Regions from separate parts of the Homo sapiens genome. Here regions 1 and 3 are each linked to region 2. A link is a contact called in ENCODE Hi-C or POLR2A ChIA-PET data. All regions are on one chromosome and are shown on one strand. Each heading gives the region's core, a stretch centred on a gene start or an enhancer-like site at or near the end of the contact. The rest is flanking DNA. Distances are from core to core; before and after follow the strand shown. Region 1 has its middle 12 kb from the start of LINC00174. Region 2 holds the start of LINC03011 (long intergenic non-protein coding RNA 3011). Region 3 overlaps LINC00174 (long intergenic non-protein coding RNA 174).

Evidence for each region. Hi-C counts contacts between places; a loop is a spot of excess contacts on that map. ChIA-PET counts read pairs that join two places held with the same protein, here RNA polymerase II (POLR2A). Pooled maps may share reads with other maps.
Region 1: a map of CD8-positive, alpha-beta T cell shows a loop between it and region 2 (12-fold over the local background). The contact joins the enhancer-like site here to the promoter of LINC03011 in region 2. A Hi-C loop is called at or near these places in 19 of 168 maps with a recorded cell type or tissue (B cell, CD4-positive, alpha-beta T cell, CD4-positive, alpha-beta memory T cell and 12 more), 16 of 37 single-sample maps with no recorded cell type and 29 of 50 pooled maps. POLR2A ChIA-PET finds 5 or more read pairs at or near these places in 24 of 52 experiments (A549, CD4-positive, alpha-beta T cell, CD4-positive, alpha-beta memory T cell and 16 more).
Region 3: a map of K562 shows a loop between it and region 2 (3-fold over the local background). The contact joins the enhancer-like site here to the promoter of LINC03011 in region 2. A Hi-C loop is called at or near these places in 1 of 168 maps with a recorded cell type or tissue (K562). POLR2A ChIA-PET finds 5 or more read pairs at or near these places in 2 of 52 experiments (HepG2 and OCI-LY7).

What each region holds. Positions count from the first base shown.
Region 1 is chr7:66,410,576-66,414,805 of GRCh38, forward strand. No RefSeq gene overlaps it. Among named protein-coding and RNA genes, the nearest start is that of LINC00174, 12 kb to the left of the region's middle. Within about 2 kb of position 2,981, at least 16 of the 41 ENCODE cell types and tissues checked have a DNase peak (open chromatin) inside an H3K27ac peak, as active enhancers do; they include CD8-positive, alpha-beta T cell, adrenal gland, dorsolateral prefrontal cortex and 1 more, where a contact is called at or near this core.
Region 2 is chr7:66,490,953-66,495,263 of GRCh38, forward strand. It overlaps LINC03011 (long intergenic non-protein coding RNA 3011), which reads left to right and starts at 2,680. Exons shown (of 2, transcript NR_134573.1): 1 at 2,680-2,785; 2 at 4,303-4,311. RefSeq lists enhancers at 269-874, 2,369-2,578.
Region 3 is chr7:66,377,371-66,381,290 of GRCh38, forward strand. It overlaps LINC00174 (long intergenic non-protein coding RNA 174), which reads right to left. Exons shown (of 5, transcript NR_026873.1): 5 at 1-2,633. Among named protein-coding and RNA genes, the nearest start is that of LINC00174, 21 kb to the right of the region's middle. Within about 2 kb of position 2,586, at least 2 of the 41 ENCODE cell types and tissues checked have a DNase peak (open chromatin) inside an H3K27ac peak, as active enhancers do.

The sequences.
Region 1 (4,230 bases), core at 1,731-4,230, 80 kb before region 2:
AGTATCTCCCCTTTGTCTTCCTGCTTCAGGTATTATCTGCATCTTCTCTTTTCATGATAAGGAAAGAAGCAGCAATAGCAATAGCGTGTCTAAATGTGGGACTACCCATCGAGCATCATGGAACTTAATATAGAAGTTTATACAACCCTGAGAGCTTTCAGAACCTGGTGTCCTAACATGTACATCCAAGTTTTCTAAAGCTCTTGACCAGGCAGTAGACTATGAGCCCCCAGGAGTTCACGCAGGTTTTCTAGGATCTTCACACTGCTAACCACAGTCATGGCAACGCCTTCATTGCCTTTTTAAACAATTGTTTTCCCAATTGTCCCCTTAAAATTGGGCAGTTTAGGCTGGGCACGGTGGCTCACGCCTGTAATCCCAGCACTCTGGGAGGCCAAGGTGGGCAGATCACATGAGGTAAGGCGTTTCAGCCTGGCCAACATGGTAAAACCCTGTCTCTACTATGAAATACAAAAATTAGCTGAGCATGGTGGTGGATGCCTATAATCCCAGCTACTCAGGAGGCTGAGGTATGAGGTATAAGAATCCCTCGAACCCAGAAGGTGGAGGTTACAGTGAGCTGAGATAGTACCAGTGCACTACAGCCTGGGCAACAGGAGTGAAACTCCATTACACACACACAAAAAAGAAGCAGGCCCAAATATATATTTTTTTTGAGACGGAGTCTTGCTTTGTTGCCCAGGCTGGAGTGCAGTGGCGCGATCTCGGCTCACTGCAAGCTCCGCCTCCTGGGTTCACGCCATTTTCCTGCATCAGCCTCCGGAGAAGCTGGGACTACAGGCTGCCGCCACCACGCCCGGCTAATTTTTTGTATTTTTAGTAGAGACAGGGTTTCACCATGTTAGCCAGGATGGTCTCGATCTCCTGACCTCGTGATCTCCTGACCTCCCACCTCAGCCTCCCAAAGTGCTGGGATTACAGGCATGAGCCACGGCACCCAGCCAGGCCCAAATCTTAAAGTAAAACTTTTAGCATAGAAAATAAGAATTGGTGAGAACTCCATTCCCTGGTTACTTACCCCATAGGCTGAAGAGCTGCCTCTGCCTCTAAGGATCAGGGCATTCTGTTTTTGATGGCAGAATCTAAGTCAGAATGCAGCACAATCCCTGAAAAGTGAGAACATCAGGGTGAGTTATCCTGACCTTGAGACTGCTTCTCTCTTTCATTAAAACAAAACAAAACAAAATATATATATATACACGAACCAAGAAGCCGATCCCCTCTTGCCACCTCAGTTATTTGAACTCAGCTACTCAAGGTCTATTTTGTCGAGATCAAGGGCTCCCATGAGTGACTGTGAGGCAGATCTGATCACTCAGAGGGGGAAAGGTAACCTCATAAAACCTGAAGATGTGAAAGGAGAACATAGCTGCTGCTCAGAAACTCCACTAGCCCATCTTGAAAAGAAATTATCTACGAACAGAGTAATTCCCAGTTTCCAATTCTAGGCCTTATAGTTTTGCTGAGTGTCCCTAAACTTTTCTTTTCTTTTTTTGGAGACAGAGTCTTGCTCTATCCCCCAGGCTGGAGTGCAGTGGTGCAATCTCGGCTCACTGCAACCTCCGCCTACTGAGGTCAAGCAGTTCTGATGCCTCAAACTCCCAAGTAGTGGAGATTGCAGGTACATGCCACCATACCCGGCTGATTTTTGTATTTTTAGTAGAGATGGGGTTTCACCATGTTGGCCAGGCTGGTCTCGAACTCCTGAACTCAGGTGATCCGCCTGACTCAGAAACCCAAAGTGCTGGGATTACAGGCATGAGCCACCACGCCTGGCCTTCTGCTCTTTCTTATTTTGCCCACCTAATGTAAGAAAACTAAGGTAAAATACATTTTTTAAGCAAACTAAAAGGAAGCTCTCTAGGTGGTATGGCTACTATACTCAGGAGACTTTAACTTCCCTTGACCCAAAAATGGCTATCTGGAAGTCAGCATCCTCAGAGTACACTTCAGATGCAAACTAGAATACATCAGTGTAAACTAAGGAAGTCCACAGCCTTTGCTTGAGTAAAACTAGATGCAACAGGCCGGGCGCCGTGGCTCACGCCTGTAATCCCAGCACTTTGGGAGGCCGAGGCGGGCAGATCATGAGGTCAGAAAATCAAGACCATCCTGGCTACCACGGTGAAACCCCGACTCTACTAAAAATACAAAAAAATTATCTGGGCTTGGTGGCGGGCTCCTGTAGTCCGAGCTACTGGGGAGGCTGAAGCAGGAGAATGGCATGAACCCGGGAGGCGGAGCTTGCAATGAGCCGAGATCGCGCCACTGCACTCCAGCCTAGGCGAAAAAGCGAGACTCCGTCTCGGGGGGGAAAAAAATACACCAAGCGTGCACCACGCCTGGCTAATTTTTGAAACTTTTCTACAGACGGGGTTGCGTCACGTTGCCCAGGGCAGTCTCGAACTCCTTAGACCAAGCCATCCTCCCCCTCGGCCTCCCAAAGTGCTGGGATTATAGAGTCCAGCCAGCCTCATGTTTTCTTTAAGCAGTCCCTCCCTGTTGCACAGTTGGATAGTTTATTTTTTTATTTTTTTAGACATGGTTTACCTCAGTCTCGCAGGACGGAGTGCTGTGATGGGATCACAGCTCATGGCAGCCTTGAACCTTGGGGTTCAAGGAGCTGGGAAGTTGAGGTGAAACTACTGAGACTGGGTCGCGCCACGTTGCTGAGGCTGCTCTTTAACTCCTGGCCTGAAGGGATCCTTCCGCCTCGGCCGCATCCAGACATAGTTTTCTAGTTTTGACCCACAGAAACAGTGCTGGGTCGGAGTTTGTCAACTACCCATCTCCAGACAGCAACACAAAGGACCTGGCAGGGAGGTCGCGGTTACCAAGCTCCACTCTAAGGAGAAAACAGCCTAGCTCCAGGCACTGTACCGTCACTGTGACGTCGCGGAAGGCCCGGTGCTGTGACATCGCCGAAGACACGCGCCTTCGGCGAACGCCCGTCCCCGTGACGTCACCAGAGGTGCGCCCAATCGGAACTCGAGGCGGGGCTGCGGGGGAGGGGGGCCTGGGTCTTCCAGAAGCGCGCATGCGCAGGCGGGTGGCCACAGGCAGCTGTCAGCTTCTGCAGGCTCGGACCCGGCGGCAGGCAACAATAAGCTACAAGGGGAGCTTTACCACTGCCTGGATTACTACTACCTGCGCGTTGGGCGCAGCAAGGGCTTGACGCTACTGGAGCACGCGCTGCGCACCAACCTGCTGGCGCCCAGCGGGCACAAGCACAAGGTGGCGCAGAAGCTCCTCAATGGACAGCACAAGCCCGCTAGAGCCAGCTGCAGTCCTTGCCACGCACTCGCCTCACCTGAGGCTGTGTAGGTGCGGCCCCCAACACCTAACCCAGCCAGGTACCGGGGACCACAGCAGCGTCCCCTGCCGCCCAGCGCCGCTCATACTGGGCAGGGTTGGCCCCCTCTGAGGCTGCCCCGCATTAGGGAGCTGCACCCCCTAGCTTGACATCTGATGGCTGTTGCAGCAACATTAAAATCTTTGGAAATTTGTAGGGTGGTAGAAGGGGCTAGGAAACGAAGAAAACATCTTATTAAAAATAAAAGCGATCGGGCCAGGCGTGGTGGCTCACGTCTGTAATCCCAGCACTTTGGGAGGCCAAGGGAGGTGGATCACGAGGTCAGGAGTACAAGATCATCCTGACCAGGATGGTGAAACCCCGTCTCTACTAAAAATGCAACAATTAGCCGGGCGTGGTGGCGGGCACCGATAATCCCAGCTACTAGGGAGGCTGAGGCAGAGAATTGCTTGAACCCGGGAGACGGAGGTTGCAGTGAGTCGAGATCGCTCCACTGCACTCCAGCCTGGGCGACAGAGCGAGACTCCGTCTCAAAAAGAAAAAAAAAAGAATTGCTTGAGCCCGGGAGGTTAAGGTTACAGTAAGCCGACATTACGCCACTGCACACCAGCCTGGGTGACAGGACAGAGTGAGATCATGTCTTTAAAAAAATATATATGCAAGTGACAGCTTTTCTTCCAGTGCTAATGCTCAAACTGAGTAAAGTAATTGGGCCGGCCCCGTGGCTCAGGGGCCCTTAATTCCAGCACTTTGGGAGGCTGAGGTGGGCGGATCGCTTGAGCTGAGGAGTTCCAGACTAGCTTGGGCAACATGGTGAAACCCTGTCTCTACAAAAATACAAAAAATTAGCTGGGCATGGTGGCGCGGGCTTGTAGTCCGCACTACTTGCGGGGCTG
Region 2 (4,311 bases), core at 1,430-3,929:
ATGGCAAAAGGGGCTTTGCAAGTATAATGAAGTTAAGAGTCTTTGGCCAGCTTGTCCCCACAGGGTTTATGTACTCACCTGGATCCTTATAAGAGCAGAGCAGGTGATGGAGAGCGGTGGGAGGTGTAGTGATGAAAGCAGGAAACGCGAGTCATTCGAGAAGGGCAGCACAAGCTGAGGAGTACAGGCCGCCTCCAGGGCCAGGAAACGGATTCTCCCGCAGAGCCTGGAAAGGCACTGACCCTGCTCCCACCTTGACTCAGTGGGACTGACTTTAGAATTCTGGCCTTCAGAAATGTAAAGGAATACCTCTATGCTGTTTTAAGCCACTAAGTGTGTGGTAATTTATTGCGGCAGCAACGGGGAACTAGTATTGTAGTGAAGCCTCAATACCCACCTGAAGGGGCCAGGCGCAGTGGCTCACGCCTGTAATCCCAGCACTTTGGGAAGCCGAGGTGGGCAGATTACTTCAAGTCAGGAGTTCCAGACCAGCCTGGCCAACATGGTGAAACCCCGTCTCTACAAAAATTAGACAGGTGTGGTGGCGCATGCCTGCAATCTCAGCTACTCAGGAAGCTGAAACATGGGAATCACTTGAACCCGGCAGGGGGCGGGGGAGGGGGTGAAGGTTGAAGTGAGCCAAGATCATGCCACTGCACTCCAGTCTGGGAGACAGAGTGAAACTGTGTCTCAAAAAAAAAAAAAAAAAAAAAGGAAAAAAGAAAATGGCTTTGGCAGAGGGGCTGGCCAGGCAGTGCCTTCCCTTGGGTTTCTCCTGGGTAGGCCTCTGCCATGAGGAGGCGCTTCCTTCTGCCTGTCCATGGCCCACAGCAAAGGAATGTCTGCTTCTGGGGGTTGGATGGGGGACTGCTGGCAGAACTGGAAACCTTCTTCAGGTGGGTTTTTTTTTTTTTTTTGAGACGGAGTCTCACTCTGTCACCCAGGCTGGAGGGCAGTGACACAATCTCAGCTCACTGCAACCTCTACCTCCCCAGTTCAAACGATTCTCCTGCCTCAACCTCCCGAGTAGCTGGGATTACAGGAGCATAGCATACCTAGCTAATTTTTGTATTTTTAGTAGAGACAGGGTTTTGCCATGTTGCCCAGGCGGGACTCGAACTCCTGGCCTCAAGTGATCCACCTGTCTCAGCCTCCCAAAGTGTTGGGATTACAGGCATGAGCCACCGCCCCCAGCACTCGTCAAGGTCTTTGATGGCAGGTTTTTCCAGGTGATCAGTCCTTGTCTGGTCTGGCTCTGTCCCACTCTCCCTCTCACCAAGTTCGAACCCCTAGCTAGTTTTCAGAGGAGTAGAGTGTGTACCCCAATCCCAACTGGGTATGGTTCAGATCTGCATTTAACTCATGAAGCCTGGCTGCTCCGCAGGTCCTGGAGAAAAAAAGAGTCTCGCTGCAGGTATGATACAGGACAGGCTTGTCCCCAGGACCCGCCTGTCCCCAGGAAGAGGGAAGCCCAATGTCCCACCAGGTTGGCAGGGCTGGGGAAGGGAAAGTGTTATAGTAGCCCCAAGACTAAAAAGAGGCAGCAGAGGGAGCAGGACAGTGCTCCCATGGAACTCAAGCCGCTGCCTGAGTGAGGTGAGGGAAGAGTGCACCCACTGACATCAGGGGGCAGAGAGGTGCGGTTCCAGCGCGGCTTTTCCCCTTGCGTCTTGCCATGTGACTCTGATCCCCTCCAGGTGAGCCTGCCCACTTTGGGCCCAGGGTTGCCGCTGGGGCCTGTACCCAAAAGCAGCCCCCCATGGCCATGACCCCACTCCCAGGAGTGGGGCAGAGCAGGGAGGAGTCCTGGAAAGAGGAGACGCAGGGACAAGAAGGAATGGGCCTCAAACTCCAGGAGGGGGACCTTCTCATGGGTCCTGTTTTCTGGTCTCTCCTCGCTTACCCCTGGGCTGATCACCCTGGGAAGAACTGAGCCAAGGTTTCTCACCCTCAGGTCCAAGGGGTTCAATTACCGGGCCCTTAGGGAGATGCGAGCCCCCTAAAACGATGCAAAGTTCCTGGCCTAATTTTTATATTTTTAGTAGACATGGGGTTTCACCCATGTCTACTGATCGGAATGCCTCGAGCACACAAAATGTTGGAATTTACAGGCGTGAGCCAACGTGCCCGGCCAGCCCTATTTATTTCAGCCTATACATTTTGCACTTGTTAAAAGTATTTGAACATACAATTATCATGTTTTCTTTAAGCAGTCCCTCCCTGTTGTACACTTGGATAGTTTATTTTTTTAGACAAGGTTTACCTCCGTCTCGCAGGATGGAGTGCTGTGATGGGATCATAGCTCATTGCAGCCTTGAACCTTGGGGTTCAAGTATCTGGGAAGCTGAGGTGGGACTACAGAGATGGGGTCGCGCCATGTTGCCCAGGCAGCTCTTTAACTCCTGGCCTGAACGGATCCTTCCGCCTCGGCCGAGCCTGGACATAGTTTTCTAGTTTTGACCCACAGAAACACTGTGCTGGGTCGGAGTTTGTCAACCACCCTTCTCCAGCCAGCAACACACAGAACATGGCGGGGAAGTCGCGGTTACCAGGCTCCACTCCGAGGAAAAACCAGCGCAGCTCCAGGCACTGTAGCGCCACTGTGACGTCGCCGAAGGCCGGCGCTATTACGACGCCGGAAGGCCCGCGCCTGTGACGTCAGCTGAGGCGCGCCCCTGTGATATCTCACAGGCCCGCCCCTTCTGTAGAACCAATCGGAACTCGAGGCGCAGCGGCTGGGTATTCCAGGAGAGCGCATGCGCAGACGCATGGCCACAGACTGCCGGTCAGTGTCAGCAGGCGGTGGGTTAGGGTCCGCAGGCCCAGACCAGGCCGCCGACACCAATAAGCTACAAGGAGGAGCTTTACCGCTGCCTGTACTACTACTGCCTGCGCTACTTCCCAGCCTGCGGCGTAGGGCGCAGCAAGGGCCTGACGCTTAGCGAGCAGGCGCTGCGCACCAAGCGGCTGTCGCCTGGAGGGCACGTTCAGGCAGAAGCTCCTCAGTGGCCACAAGTCCGCTAGCTCCGGCTACAGCCCTTGCCGCACACTCGCGTCACCTGAGCCTGTGTAGGTGCGCCCCCCAACTCCTCCCCCAGCCAGGTCCCGGGGACGCCGGCAGCGTCCCCCACCCCTGGCGCCGCTCATCCTGGGCAGGATCGGCCCCGTCTGAGGCTGCACCGCATTAGGGAGCTGCACCCCTCGGCTTGACCTCTGATGGCCGTTGCAACAACATCAAAGCCTTTGGAACTTTGTAGGGGGTACGAGGGGCTAGGAAACCAAGAAAACATCTTTTTAAAAATATAAGCGATCGGGCCGGGCGCGGTGGCTCACGCCTGTAATCCCAGCACTTTGGGAGGCCGAGACAGGTGGATCACGAGGTCGGGAATTCAAGACCATCCTGGCCAGCATGGTGAATCCCGTCTCTACTAAAAATGCAAAAATTAGCCGGGCGTGGTGGCGGGCACATGTAATACCAGCTATTCGGGAGGTTGAGGCAGAGGCAGACAATTGCTTGAACCCGGGAGGCAGAGGCTGCAGTTAGCCGAGATCGTGCCACTGCACTCTAGCCTGGGCGACAGACCAAGACTCCGTCTAAAAAATAAAAAACTATATATATGTGTGTGTATATATATATATATATATGCGATGGAGCCCGGGAGGTTGAGGTTACTGTGAGCCGAGATTACACCACTGCACTTCAGCCTGGGTGACAGAGGGAGACCCTGTCTCTAAAAAAAAAATATATGCAAGTGAGAGCTTTTCTTCCAGTGCTCATGCTCAGACTGAAGAAAGTTATTGGGCCGGCCCAGTGGCTCACACCCGTAATCCCAGCACTTTGGGAGGCCTAGGTGGGCGGATCCCTTGAGCTCAGGCGTTCCAGACTAGCTTGGGCAACATGGTGAAATTCGGTCTCTACAAAAATACAAAAAATTATCTGGGCGTCGTGGTGGGCGCCTGTAGTCCCAGCTACTCAGGAGGCTGAGGCAGGAGAGTGGTGTGAACCCGGGAGGCGGAGCTTGCAGTGAGCGGAGATCGCTCCACTGCACTCCAGCCTGGGCCACAGAGCGAGACTCCATCACACACACACACAAAAAATTAGCTGGGCATGGTGGCACGGGCTTGTAGTCCCCTCTGCTTGCGGGGCTGAGGCGGGAGGATCGCTTGAGCCCAGGAGGTGGAGGCTGCAGTGAGCGGTGATCTCGCCACTGCACTCCAGCCTGGTCGACAGAGTGAGACACTGTGTCAAAAAAAGAAAAAAGAGAAAGTAACTGATCTGTGTTTTTGTCTGATTTCCTACAGGATGCCGAA
Region 3 (3,920 bases), core at 1,336-3,835, 110 kb before region 2:
CTGGGCCTGGAGAGGCCGACGGGAACCAGTTCTGGGCCTGGAGAGGAGGCCGAGGGGCAGGAGCCGGGCCTGGAGCGGCCGCCAACAGGCAAGAACTGGGCCTGAGGTGGCCAGGCTGAGGCAAGAGCCCGGCCCCCATGGGCCACTGTGCGGGAGAAGCTATGGTTGTTCGGGCATCCAACACACGTGCTGTTCCTGGCGAGGCTTATTTCAGGACGATTTGGGCCTGCAGAAGCCATTATCAGGAGGCAGTAGCCTGGCCTATAGAGGCTGCGAAAATTTAAATTCTTGACCTGCAGAGGCCATGATCACGTAACATCTAGGCCTGGAGGGTCCACTGTCAGGCAGCGGCGCATCCTGAAGGGGCCTACAACAGGCAGGATCTCGGCCTGTGGAGAGGCATCCCCTGATCCTAAAGAGGCCAGTGTGAGTGATCACATGGCCCACAGAAGCAAGTGTCAGGCCAGATCGTCGCTTGGAGAGTCTGAGAAAGGCATGAGATGGACCTAAACAGACCATTGCGATTCAGCACCTGGGCCTATAGAGGCCAGTGTGAGGCAGGAGCTTGACCTGGAGAGGCTGGAAGACGTATGAGCTTGTCCTAAACTGTCCAGTGTGAAGGAAGAGTTTGGTCTGTCAAGGCCGTCGGGTAACAGGCTGTAACGTGGACTGGGAAAGCAACTGTGAGGCAAGGGCTGGGCCTCGGGAGGCTGGGGGAAGGCAAGACCTGGGCCTGGGGAAGCCATCGTCAGGCAGTAGCTGGGCCTGTGAAGGCCCCTGGGCAGCATGATCTGGGCCTGGAACGCTTGACTTGAGGAAGCTTTAGGCCTACAAAGGCCGCCAGGTGCTGGGCAGGAGCCGAGCCAAAATAGGTTGTTTTGAGTCAGGAGATGGGACTGTAGACCCAGCTGGGAGGAAGAACTGGGCCTGGAGAAGGCACAGGGAGGCAGCAACTTCACCTTGCGAAGCCGAACTGAGGAATTTCTGGGCCTGGAGAAGCCACCAAAGGGAAAAGCTGGGCGTGGATAGGCCGTTTTGAGGAATGAGCTGGGCTTCAAGAGGCAATGAGATGCATGAGCTGGGCCTCTAAAGGCTGCCAAAAGGCAGGAGCTTCATCTGGGGTGGCCACCTTGAGGGATGAGATGAGCCTAACCAGGCCATTAGAGGCAGGAGCTGGGCCTATCGGATCCTGCCATGAGGCAGGCAGAAACTTGGTGTGGGAAGGCCGGCATAAAGCAAGAGTTGGGTCCATCAAGGATGCCACAATGCAGGCAGAAACCTGGCGTTGGGAAGCTGCCATGAGGCAAGAGCTGGTCCTGTCAAAGCCGCTGGGAGGCCAAAGGTGGGCCTAGCAAAGTTGACTTTAAGAAGTCTGGGGCATATAGAGGCCACCAGGTGCTGGGCAGGAGCTGGGCCAAAAGAGGGTGTTGTGAGGCAGCAGTTGGGCCTGTAGACACAGCCAGGAAGAAGAGCTGGGAATGGAGTGGCTGATCTGAGTACATTGTGGGCCTGGAGGGTATGCCAACAGGCAAAAGCTGGGCCAGGAAAGGCTGCCGTAAGGCATGAGCCTGGCCTAAAGAGTCCATTGGGAAGCAGGAGTTGGACCTGTATACACCGCCAGGAGGAAGAGCTGGGCCTGAAGAAGCCACCATACAGCAGAGGCTGGGTTTATAGAGGCCGACAGGAGGCAGGAGCTCAGCCAGGTCGCAGGAGCTCAGCCAGGACAGGCTGACTGGAGGACATTTGGGTGCGCAGAAGCCACTCAGAGGCAGGAGCTGGGCTTTGAGAGGCTGCAAGAGGCAGGACCTGCCCAAACGAGGCCACTGTGGAGGAGGAGCTGACCTGTCACCACTGCCTGAAGACAGGGAGAAACGACCTGGAGAAGCCTCCGTGAGGTAAGAGCTTGGCCTGGAGAGGTCCCTCAGAGCCCGATGAGCTGGGCCTGTAGAGACCATTGTCAGGTTGGAGCTGGGCGTGTCCAGGCCAGTGGGAGGCAGAAGGTGGGCCTAGAGAGCTTGAATTGAGGAATTTTCATGCCGACAGTGGCTGCCGTGAGCTGGACAGGAGCTGGGCAGAAGAGTTTATTTGAGGGAAGTGTTGGGCCTGTAGACGGAACCAGGAGGAGGAGCTTGACCTGCAGAGGCCATCATGAGGCAGAGGCTTGGCCTCTATAGGCCAACGGGAGACAGGAATTGGGCCAGGAGTGGCTCACTTGAAGATAATATTGGAGAAAGTGACAGAGCATCAGGCATTAGATTCTCATAGGGACAGCGCAACGTAGATCCCTCACATGCATGGTTCACAATGGGGTGCATGCTCCTATGAGAATCTAATGCTGCTGCTGATCTGAGAGAAGGCAGAGCTCAGGCAGGAATGTGAGCAATGGGGAGTGGCTGTAAACACAGATGAAGCTTCCCTCATTCAACACCATTCACCTCCGGCTGTGTGGCTCCTTACAGTTCCATGGCTCTGGCGTTGGGGACCCTGCCCAAGTACATCCAGAAGGACCCTTCCACACCAGTCTTCATAGTGGTCAAGTGCAGCAGCCACTTAGCTCCCAAGGCATATGCCACAGCTGGCATTTCATCACAATCAACACTAAGTGGTAGCTTGAGTCATTGTGAGGTCACTTCCTGGAAATCAACAGCATCCCATTTCCCATTGCAAGGAGCTCAGCACGGCCCCTAAGATAACCAAACTGATCCCCAAATCCCATCTGTGTGGGTCTGTCTCCTGGGACCCTTCCCAGCATCAACTCTGTATTAGTCAGGGTCCAATCAGGAGACATAAACCACTCAAAAGCCCAAAGTGCTAAAATTTAATATAGATAATTATTCATTATAACAGGGGAACAGCATGAGAGATTGGCTAGCACAAAGTAAAGAGAATTCTAGAGAATATAGGACTAGCCAAAGTAAGGCATGGTGGCTCATGCCAGTAATTTAAGAAGCCAATGCAGGAGGATTGCTTGAGGCCAGGAGGTAGAGACCAGCCTGGGCAACACCCTGTCTCTATCCAAAAAAAGAAAAAAATTAGCTGCGTGTGGTGGTGCATACTCATAATCCCAGCTACTCGGGAAGCTGAAGTAGGAGGGTAGTTTGAGCCTGTGAGGTCAAGGCTACAGTGAGTCATGATTATGGCACTATAGTCAAGCCTGGGTGACAAAGCAAGACCCTGTCTCAAAGAACAAAACAACTATTTACACACAGAAAAGAAATAGGGCTAATAATGTATAAGATGTTGAAATGTGACAAATAAAGTAATAATAAAATCATAAAACAAAAAATAACTTATTAAATTATAATACCCTGTGCTGGCAAAGATGCAGTGAAATGGGCACTTTCTTATACAATGAGGGGTGTTTAAATTGTATGTAAGCCTTTCACGGTAAAGCTTCCAATTGTTTATTTATTTATTTATTTTTTTTTGAGATGGAGTTTCACTCTTGTTGCCCAGGCTGGAGTGCAATGGTGCGATGTCGGCTCACCACAACCTCCACCTCCTGGGTTCAAGTGATTCTCCTGCCTCAGCCTCTGAGTAGCTGGGATCACATGTGTGTGCCACCACACCCAGCTAATTTTGTATTTTTAGTAGAGACAGGGTTTCTCCATGTTGGTCAGGCTGGTTATCGCAAGCCAGAACTCAGGTGATCCACCCACCTCAGCCTCCCAAAGTGTTGGGATTACAGGCGTGAGCCACCACACCTGACCAGCAATTTTTTTAATAATAGAGACACTGTCTCACCCTACTGTCTCCTCCAAATCCTGGGGTCAAGCAATCCTCCTGCCTTGGCCTCCCAAAGTGCTGGGATTATACCTGCGAGGCACCCAAAACCTTGTCAATTTACATCAAGGACAATGAGAATGTCCATTCACCATGACTCACTGTAATCTTTCTTCTGGAAATACCTTGCAAGACAA